Regions from separate parts of the Homo sapiens genome. Here region 2 is linked to region 1. A link is a contact called in ENCODE Hi-C or POLR2A ChIA-PET data. All regions are on one chromosome and are shown on one strand. Each heading gives the region's core, a stretch centred on a gene start or an enhancer-like site at or near the end of the contact. The rest is flanking DNA. Distances are from core to core; before and after follow the strand shown.

Region 1 (4,126 bases), core at 1,178-3,677:
CCCCTGTTGTTGCTCACCATTAGCCTAGCCTAGGCTTCTTCACGTGGTGGATGGGTTCCCATCAGTAAGAGAAGACAATCACCATACAATCATAGCAAGCCAACGCCACTTATCCAGTGAACCAGCTCAAACAAACACTTCTCACCCTCTGCTTGTATCACATTTGCTAATATCCCCTTGGCCAAACAAATTGCGTGACTAAGCTTGGATTCTATGGATGAAGAAATAAACTTCACCTCCTAAGGGGAGAAGTGACAAAGTCACCTTGCAAAAGGGAGAGCCTACCAGAACTTGCATTTGGTTACATACCGTCTTCTATTATTCCCTAGTTTGATGGGCAAGTCTCTTCTGACAACCTTATTCACCAATCATTCATCCTTAAGCATATGTTTGTTGAACACCTACTAAGTTTCAGGCCCTATGCCGGGTGCTAGAGATACAACAGTGAACATGACAAAGTTCCTCATGGAATTTAGTGTCTCACACAAGGGACAGATGATAATTTAAATTTGGAAAACAATAAACAGAATGGTCTAATAAAGAATAATTTAGGGGTATTCTATTTCACAGGGGTCAAGGGGGCCTGATGTGATGGGGGTCAGGTGGGATCTCATGGCTGAGGAGGAACCAGCGGTGTGAGTCATAGAGAGAAAGCATTTTAGGTCAGAAACCAAACACTTGGATTCTCGGAGCATTTCTACTTCTTCTGGCTATGTCCATTGACTTCTCTGGGCCTTAGCCTATCTGTAAAATGAAAGCAAATCCACAAGTTTGAACCCAGTACCATGTCAAATACAGACATAAAAGCAGTGAACCTAATAATGGCACTGATTTCTTGTTAGGGCTGGCTTACGTGGAGTAAGAGGTCTCCAGTGTTTGTACGTCCAAGTGTGGAGTAGAGGGAAGAAGAAAACTACCCTTGTTGGGTGCCTTCTGTACACTAGGCATTTGGGCTTTTTTTTTTTTTTTTTTTTTTTTAACCCATAGCGCTTTTATTTCTCACAACAGCTCTGCAAGGTAGGCTCCGTGACCCACATTTTATAGATGAGGTAACAGAGGGTCCGAGTAGTTAAGGAACGTGGCCAAGGACACACAGCTAGCCTTTGCTAGAGCTGGGATTCAAATCCTTTTCCTGTTAAAAAAAACACCCCACTGCTTCAGCCACACTTAGACAGAAGGTCTGAAGCAGTGGTGTGTTATGGTCTAGAGTGGGGGTTTCATAGGCCACCAAATTTAAAACTAACAGATAGGGGCATATTTTTAAAAAACATATTGTCTTGATCATTTCATAAAAGAAATGACATCTCTGCGACAAAAAATTAAAAAAGGAAGCGCTTACAAGGCAGTCAGTCTTTCCCAAGAAGGGACAGTTAGCAGGCAGAACCCACACATGGGCATGTTCCCAGATGCAGCTTTGTCCTTGCTCTCTACATTTTGCCTTTGATGGGTGGAAACTTCCTATCCCTAAGCCAACCTTTGGGGGCCACAATCCAGCCTGTCCTGCAGAAGGCCCCAGGGCGAGGCCTGGCACAGCCGTGATGGCGTGTCTTCTCCACAAGGGCGCAGAGGAAATGCTTGCTGAAGGTCACATTGGTAGCCTTCTATTTAAAGCAGTCTTTTAAGAGTTTAAACTCCACTAGCCCCCTCAGTCCCTCAGGGCTAATTTTGTCCATTTTTCTCATCTGCCTTTGTTTTGCTAGCCTCTGAAGAGAGGGAGGCCCTCATCTCCATGACAGCGTTCGGCTGCTGGGCTGGGTTTTCCTGGCAGACAGCAAGCAGAATGTTCAGTCACAAAAAGTTTTGCAATCAGGAAGATGGATGTCTGCACTTAATTTTAGAACTTCTATTAAATACTTTAAATGAGCTTAATGATTTTATTTGACCAAGGCCATTTAAAACCACATTGTTGTTTTTAATTGGAGTGGATAAACATGAACATGATGCTGTCTTTGGAGAATATTTTTAGCTTTCCTCACTCTGATAGTTGCTTCTGTTTTAGGGGTTTGCTGCAGTATTGATCCCAAAGAACAAAATAACATATCCAAAACAATAACAAAAACAGGACACTCTGTGTACCACTCTGTGATAGCTGAATGAATTATGAAACCTGCCATAAACTTCATTACTATATTGGATCACACAGAGTAGTTTCCCTCATAGACCCAAAAAGCGTCCCTCTGTTCCCTGTTGCTATAATCTGCCAACCATGGAGGATTTACATGTTTCCTCATTCATTCATCAGACATTTATTAAGTGCCTTCCATGAGACAGCTCCAGGATATAGAAATGAAAGTTTTGTGTATATTTTTTCCAATGCTGAATCCCATTGCCTAAAAAATACAGAGAACCAGGCCTGTCCAATAATAGGGATGTAACTGGCTCAAGCCCAGCTGCTGGCTGCTTGGAGGCAGAAAACATGAGAAGCTAGGTGTGGTAAAAGGATTTAAATTCTGGCTTTTGGGGAATGACCAGGCTCAAGTCTTTGAAAGACCATTCCAAACTTTAGGCTGTGGAGAGGGGCTTAAAAAGGGGAACGTGGAGGAGGGGTGGGAGCATGTGGGAGTGGTGCTGGGTGCAAGGTCTGCGTGTTCAGTTCCGGAGGCCGTGTTGAGTCACGGTCCACCTGAAGCACAGCGTGCCATCATTTCAGCAATGCCCGGGTTGTAGACTAACCCTTTTGAGGTAATCTCTGCAATTTCACAGCTGGGTCTCCATACCTGGTTTGTTTAAAAATTAGCTCCTGGAACTTCTAAGTAAGTGCCTAATTAGATAAGCTAGTAGTTCAAGAGAGTGTCTGGTAGGAAGGGAGGAAAACAAAAAGTTTTTAAGTACGTTTTAATGCTGAGAGCAAGAAAAGAAAAAAAAAGTTTTAAAATGCAATTTTAAAGCTAAGCTCCTCGATTACAGGTAAATGGTAAATATTCATTGGATGGATGAATGAATGAGCAAGGAAACAGTGTGGCATGTGCTGTGACAATTGTAGCTAAGGGTTTGATGGGCACAGAGAAGGAGTCTCGGATCCCTCTGACACATTCATGGAAGGCTTTTATAGAAGATGTGATTTTATAGATGTGTAAGCATTTTCCAGATGAGGAAGGGGAGAGGAGTGTTCCAGGCAAAAGTTGAAGATGGGGCTGGAAGGCAAGAGGACTCAGAATAAAATTGCCTATATAGAGTTACATGGAAAAATGGAAATCTATCCATTCTGTTAACATTTATTTTGCATAACCCTATATAAACAACTAGGGATCCATAGGATATTAAAGACACTCAAAAGGACTCAATAAATACCATTTCCTCAGAGAAGCCTTCCTTTGGAACCCCCAGGTTAGGTCCCCCTCTTTTACATTTGCTGTTGTTCGCCTTTGTAGCACTTAACACAATTGAAATTAAGTCATTATTACCAAGTCATTATTACCAAGTCATTAGTTTAATGTCAGCTATAAACTCCAGGAGGGCTGGGCAGGTCTCTCTTGTCACAGCCTTATTACTAGGGCTTTGCATAGTGCTAGGGAGGCGGCACATAGTAGGACGTTAATGTATATATGCTTTTATCATAAGTTATATCTAATTATACAGTAATTAGTGTAGTTATAAATAACGCATAATAAGATATAATTGTATAATAATGCAAATAGTATATTACTTTCATACATTTTATCTAATTATATAATGAATTGCATCTAATTACATAGGGCTTGGGATGATACATTCATGTAAACATTCATGGAATTATATATAAACAGGACAAGGTCTTTGGTGACCAAAGTCTAGCTCATTTCTTAGTAATTTCTGCCTTCTACCTCAGTTAACCTTCATTGCAAAACGTATGTCCTCTCTGATACTATCTTTAGGCAAACTCTTAAGAACTAGTGCCTGGAATGATATACTGACGTGGAAGAGTACTGAGGGCTGTTAGTGCTTTAAGAAAAATCTCAGCTTAGAGAATCTACCTCCATATCGAGGAACCTCAAGACAGCTGAAATGACAATCTACCTTTTCCTAGTAATAATTCCTACGGAAGGAGAAAACACTTTTCTTCTTCTAACAAATTGAGAACTGATTTTGGATTGAAAAAGCAGAAAAATCTGTCTTTTTTTTTTTTTCCTTCTGGTGTATGGATAAA
Region 2 (4,126 bases), core at 431-2,930, 42 kb before region 1:
ATCCACAAAAAGGAGACTGGAGCAGTGCTCTTCCCTGCATTGGGCAAGGAGACTCTCCCTCCCTGCCTAACCACTTGCCTGCCCTGTTTTGTGGGAGAATTACAAGTAAATGCTACAGAGGCAGTGGAGAAAAAAGGGTGTTTTAATTCCTCTCCAGAGTTTCCTTTATTTGATGTATGTTGCATCCTTTAAACAAGTTGTGCAAAATGGCTGCAGGGTAGATTGGCTCTCCCTTTTAAAGCTCTCCATCCGGCTGGGTTTATTTGTAAATACTGCATCTATCCTTCTTAGTGTTTTAGGACTGGCTGGAAAGACTCTTCTTCCTGTAGGTTGGGTCAGTGTGAGAGATCTAAAAAATCATTTTCCCTTAAAATTACTGTATTTTAATAAAAGGATTGGGCAGGGGCTGGAATGAGAGAAAACTGGTCCTTCAAAATGTAAAACTGTCATACTTAAACCAGTTTACAAAATATGCGTTTAATTATGTGGTGGGATGTGTGTAGGTGTATGATGAGAGAGGCAACCAACATGGCTATTTGGGGTGCAAGGATGTGGGAACAGGCAAGTAATTTTCACATTGGACTTTCATCCTAGGGAGCTGGGTTCTAGTCACAGCTCTGAGCTGTGTGACCTTGGGTAGGTCTCATCTCCCCGGGGTTTTGTTTCACCAGTTGAACAGTATGAGGATGAGTCACAGCTAACATTTGTTCCATGATATTTACCCAGCACCATACAAGTGTTATTTCTGTCCTCCCAGTTAACACTGACGTGGGTAGTATTATATGCCCATTTTACAGATGAGGAAACTGAAGCCTGAAGAAGTTAAATACTTATCCCAGAACACACAGCTGGTAAGTGGCAGACCTGGAATTGGAATCTAGTTCAGTTTGATTCCCCAACCCATGCTCTTGACCACTATACTGTTTTTTCAAGTCCAGATCTGAAATCTCATTTTCTGTGTGGCTGTGTGTTTGGGACAGGGGTAACCAATTCCTGACTACTCTATATGCTGCATAGAACCTGGAGAGGATTTTTCAAAGTAAATGAATCTCGAAAGCTGGATTGCAGAGCAAACGAGTGCAGTCAATTCAGCCAGGGGCTTGCAAGAGGGAGAAAGAGAAAAAGACTGTGGAATGGAAAGTTTCCCAACCCAAGCCTTTCCCAAGGGGTAGCCATTCTCTGTTCTACAGTTTAGGGCTTGCATGTGCTTTTTCTGGAGTGGAAAAATACATAAGTTATAAGGAATTTAACAGACAGAAAGGCGCACAGAGGAATTTAAAGTGTGGGCTGGGGGGCGAGGCGGTGGGCGGGAGGCGAGCGGGCGCAGGCGGAACACCGTTTTCCAAGCTAAGCCGCCGCAAATAAAAAGGCGTAAAGGGAGAGAAGTTGGTGCTCAACGTGAGCCAGGAGCAGCGTCCCGGCTCCTCCCCTGCTCATTTTAAAAGCACTTCTTGTATTGTTTTTAAGGTGAGAAATAGGAAAGAAAACGCCGGCTTGTGCGCTCGCTGCCTGCCTCTCTGGCTGTCTGCTTTTGCAGGGCTGCTGGGAGTTTTTAAGCTCTGTGAGAATCCTGGGAGTTGGTGATGTCAGACTAGTTGGGTCATTTGAAGGTTAGCAGCCCGGGTAGGGTTCACCGAAAGTTCACTCGCATATATTAGGCAATTCAATCTTTCATTCTGTGTGACAGAAGTAGTAGGAAGTGAGCTGTTCAGAGGCAGGAGGGTCTATTCTTTGCCAAAGGGGGGACCAGAATTCCCCCATGCGAGCTGTTTGAGGACTGGGATGCCGAGAACGCGAGCGATCCGAGCAGGGTTTGTCTGGGCACCGTCGGGGTAGGATCCGGAACGCATTCGGAAGGCTTTTTGCAAGCATTTACTTGGAAGGAGAACTTGGGATCTTTCTGGGAACCCCCCGCCCCGGCTGGATTGGCCGAGCAAGCCTGGAAAATGGTAAATGATCATTTGGATCAATTACAGGCTTTTAGCTGGCTTGTCTGTCATAATTCATGATTCGGGGCTGGGAAAAAGACCAACAGCCTACGTGCCAAAAAAGGGGCAGAGTTTGATGGAGTTGGGTGGACTTTTCTATGCCATTTGCCTCCACACCTAGAGGATAAGCACTTTTGCAGACATTCAGTGCAAGGGAGATCATGTTTGACTGTATGGATGTTCTGTCAGTGAGTCCTGGGCAAATCCTGGATTTCTACACTGCGAGTCCGTCTTCCTGCATGCTCCAGGAGAAAGCTCTCAAAGCATGCTTCAGTGGATTGACCCAAACCGAATGGCAGCATCGGCACACTGCTCAATGTAGGTTTATTTTTTTCCCTTCTTCTACCAAGAAAAAAAAAATTGTCTCTCTTGCATGCAATAAAGACGTTGGAAATAAACTGCATTGGTAGCAAGACAAAGGATTTAATGATTTAATGCTGAAGGGGTGTGATATGCTGGCATGCATATTGATTCCCTTTGCTGAAAATTTCCTGTTAGATGTTTTCTTCCCAAATAACCCCTCCCGCCCCCATGCTCCTCTCCTTACCAACCTTATAGTCTCTTGAAAACAGTTTTTAAAATATGCATAAAAATGTGGGGGGTGGGGAGTAGAGGGTGACCACAAGACTTTAAAACATTCTTCAAGTAGGGCAATTTGACACATTTTGCAGTTTTTACTAAAATGTATGCAGAGTGGAATTTAACTTTGCTGTTCTTTGGATTAGCTACTAGTTGTATAGGTCCCCCCACCCCTTGTGTATTCCAACAGTCCAAAGTAATTAAAATATGACATTTTCCTTGAAAGGAATTTAGTTTAATTAAGGTGGCTGCTGCTCCCGAAGTTCATAAACCACCAGTTCAAGCTGCCGCTTCCAATGTTTTCCTTGCTAAGGAAAGGCAATATTTCTTAGCATTGACCCTGCTGCCACCTTTCCAAGTCACTTTGTTGGTCTAAGAAGTTGCTGTTTTGCTAGAAAACTACTGGCAATGAACACCCCTTGGACTGAGCCATCCATTATTTCCATATCTTGCAGTTCAGCCCGGAACGTGGACATCAGTTAAAGGAAAGGAAATATAAGTGGGGTAGCCCAATTTAAAAAAAAAATATTGACTATTTTGTTATCTGATGCTGACACAGTGCCGAGGTACGCACCTGGTCAACAGTAGCCTGGCTGCAGGCTTGAGAAATGATCAGGAGTCCCAGAAAATCCCACCTTCGGGTGGCTGTAGTGGGAGCCTGCAGGATGCTTCGCCGCCCTGACAGTGATTTAGATAAATGGCTCAGCTATCTATCAAAATGTTTTTAGTACTTTATTTGACAATTCATTGGAGCATTAGCCTGAAAATGACATTTTAAATCTTTGTTTTCAAAGAGGTCAAAGTTTAACTGGAAGAAATTGAGTTTTCCTAATAACATGGTGGCTTATCTAAAGAGAGAAGAAAAAGGGGAGAGGGGACAATGACAGGATTTAAATTGCCCTCTCTGAAACTTTTTCTTAAGAATAAAGACTTGCTTCTTGGGCCGGGAAATCAACAGGTTTGTAGCTGAAAAATCAATAACCATTTGATGCCAACAGCCTGGCTGTCTGACTTAACATTTTGTAGAGCCATAAGCAGGGCAAAAAGAATATCGTTTTCAGAAGGCGCCTTAATCTTCAGCTGCTCCCCAAATGCCTTTTCTTTTTTGGTGCCCATTTTATTTCTGGAGAACTCAAAGAAACTGGAGTGTTACAAAATAATTTTCTAATCCAAGAAGAGACTTTTCAGACCTGTCCTCTTTGTAGCAATTAAAACAGTATGAACAATTTCTGTTGGAATCCCAGGGAACTGGGGCTCTCTGAAACTTTTTCTTGTTAGAGAAAGTGGTAATGAAACATGTTTTTTAACAGAAGGAAAAAATATGCTCAGGATCCTCGCCAAAAGTTATTAGACCTAATAGAGTTTTTACATGTAGACATTCTTCCTTTTGTAATTAACCTTCCAAAGATGCCTATTAAGTTGTAAGAGTAGGGGGAAAAGCTTTGTTTGTTCTTGGACAAGTTAAACAAGGGATTTGCTTTATCTAGGGAGAGCGAGCGGTGAATGTGTCATTCGCCTAAAACTACCCGATAAGCAAGAAGTGTTGATAACAGCAAAGT

What was found. Hi-C counts contacts between places; a loop is a spot of excess contacts on that map. ChIA-PET counts read pairs that join two places held with the same protein, here RNA polymerase II (POLR2A). Pooled maps may share reads with other maps.
Region 2: a loop to region 1 is called in a map of ascending aorta, with 2.8 times the contacts of the local background. The contact joins the promoter of RARB here to the enhancer-like site in region 1. A Hi-C loop is called at or near these places in 22 of 168 maps with a recorded cell type or tissue (Caco-2, PC-9, Right ventricle myocardium inferior and 12 more) and 21 of 50 pooled maps. POLR2A ChIA-PET finds 5 or more read pairs at or near these places in 14 of 52 experiments (A549, AG04449, BJ and 10 more).

The regions. Positions count from the first base shown.
Region 1 is chr3:25,467,419-25,471,544 of GRCh38, forward strand. All of the region lies in intron 2 of RARB (retinoic acid receptor beta), which reads left to right. Among named protein-coding and RNA genes, the nearest start is that of RARB, 41 kb to the left of the region's middle. Within about 2 kb of position 2,428, at least 15 of the 41 ENCODE cell types and tissues checked have a DNase peak (open chromatin) inside an H3K27ac peak, as active enhancers do; they include ascending aorta, heart left ventricle and sigmoid colon, where a contact is called at or near this core.
Region 2 is chr3:25,426,583-25,430,708 of GRCh38, forward strand. RARB (retinoic acid receptor beta) reads left to right here and starts at 1,681. Exons shown (of 8, transcript NM_000965.5): 1 at 1,681-2,306. The coding sequence starts at 2,150. RefSeq lists an enhancer at 742-1,579.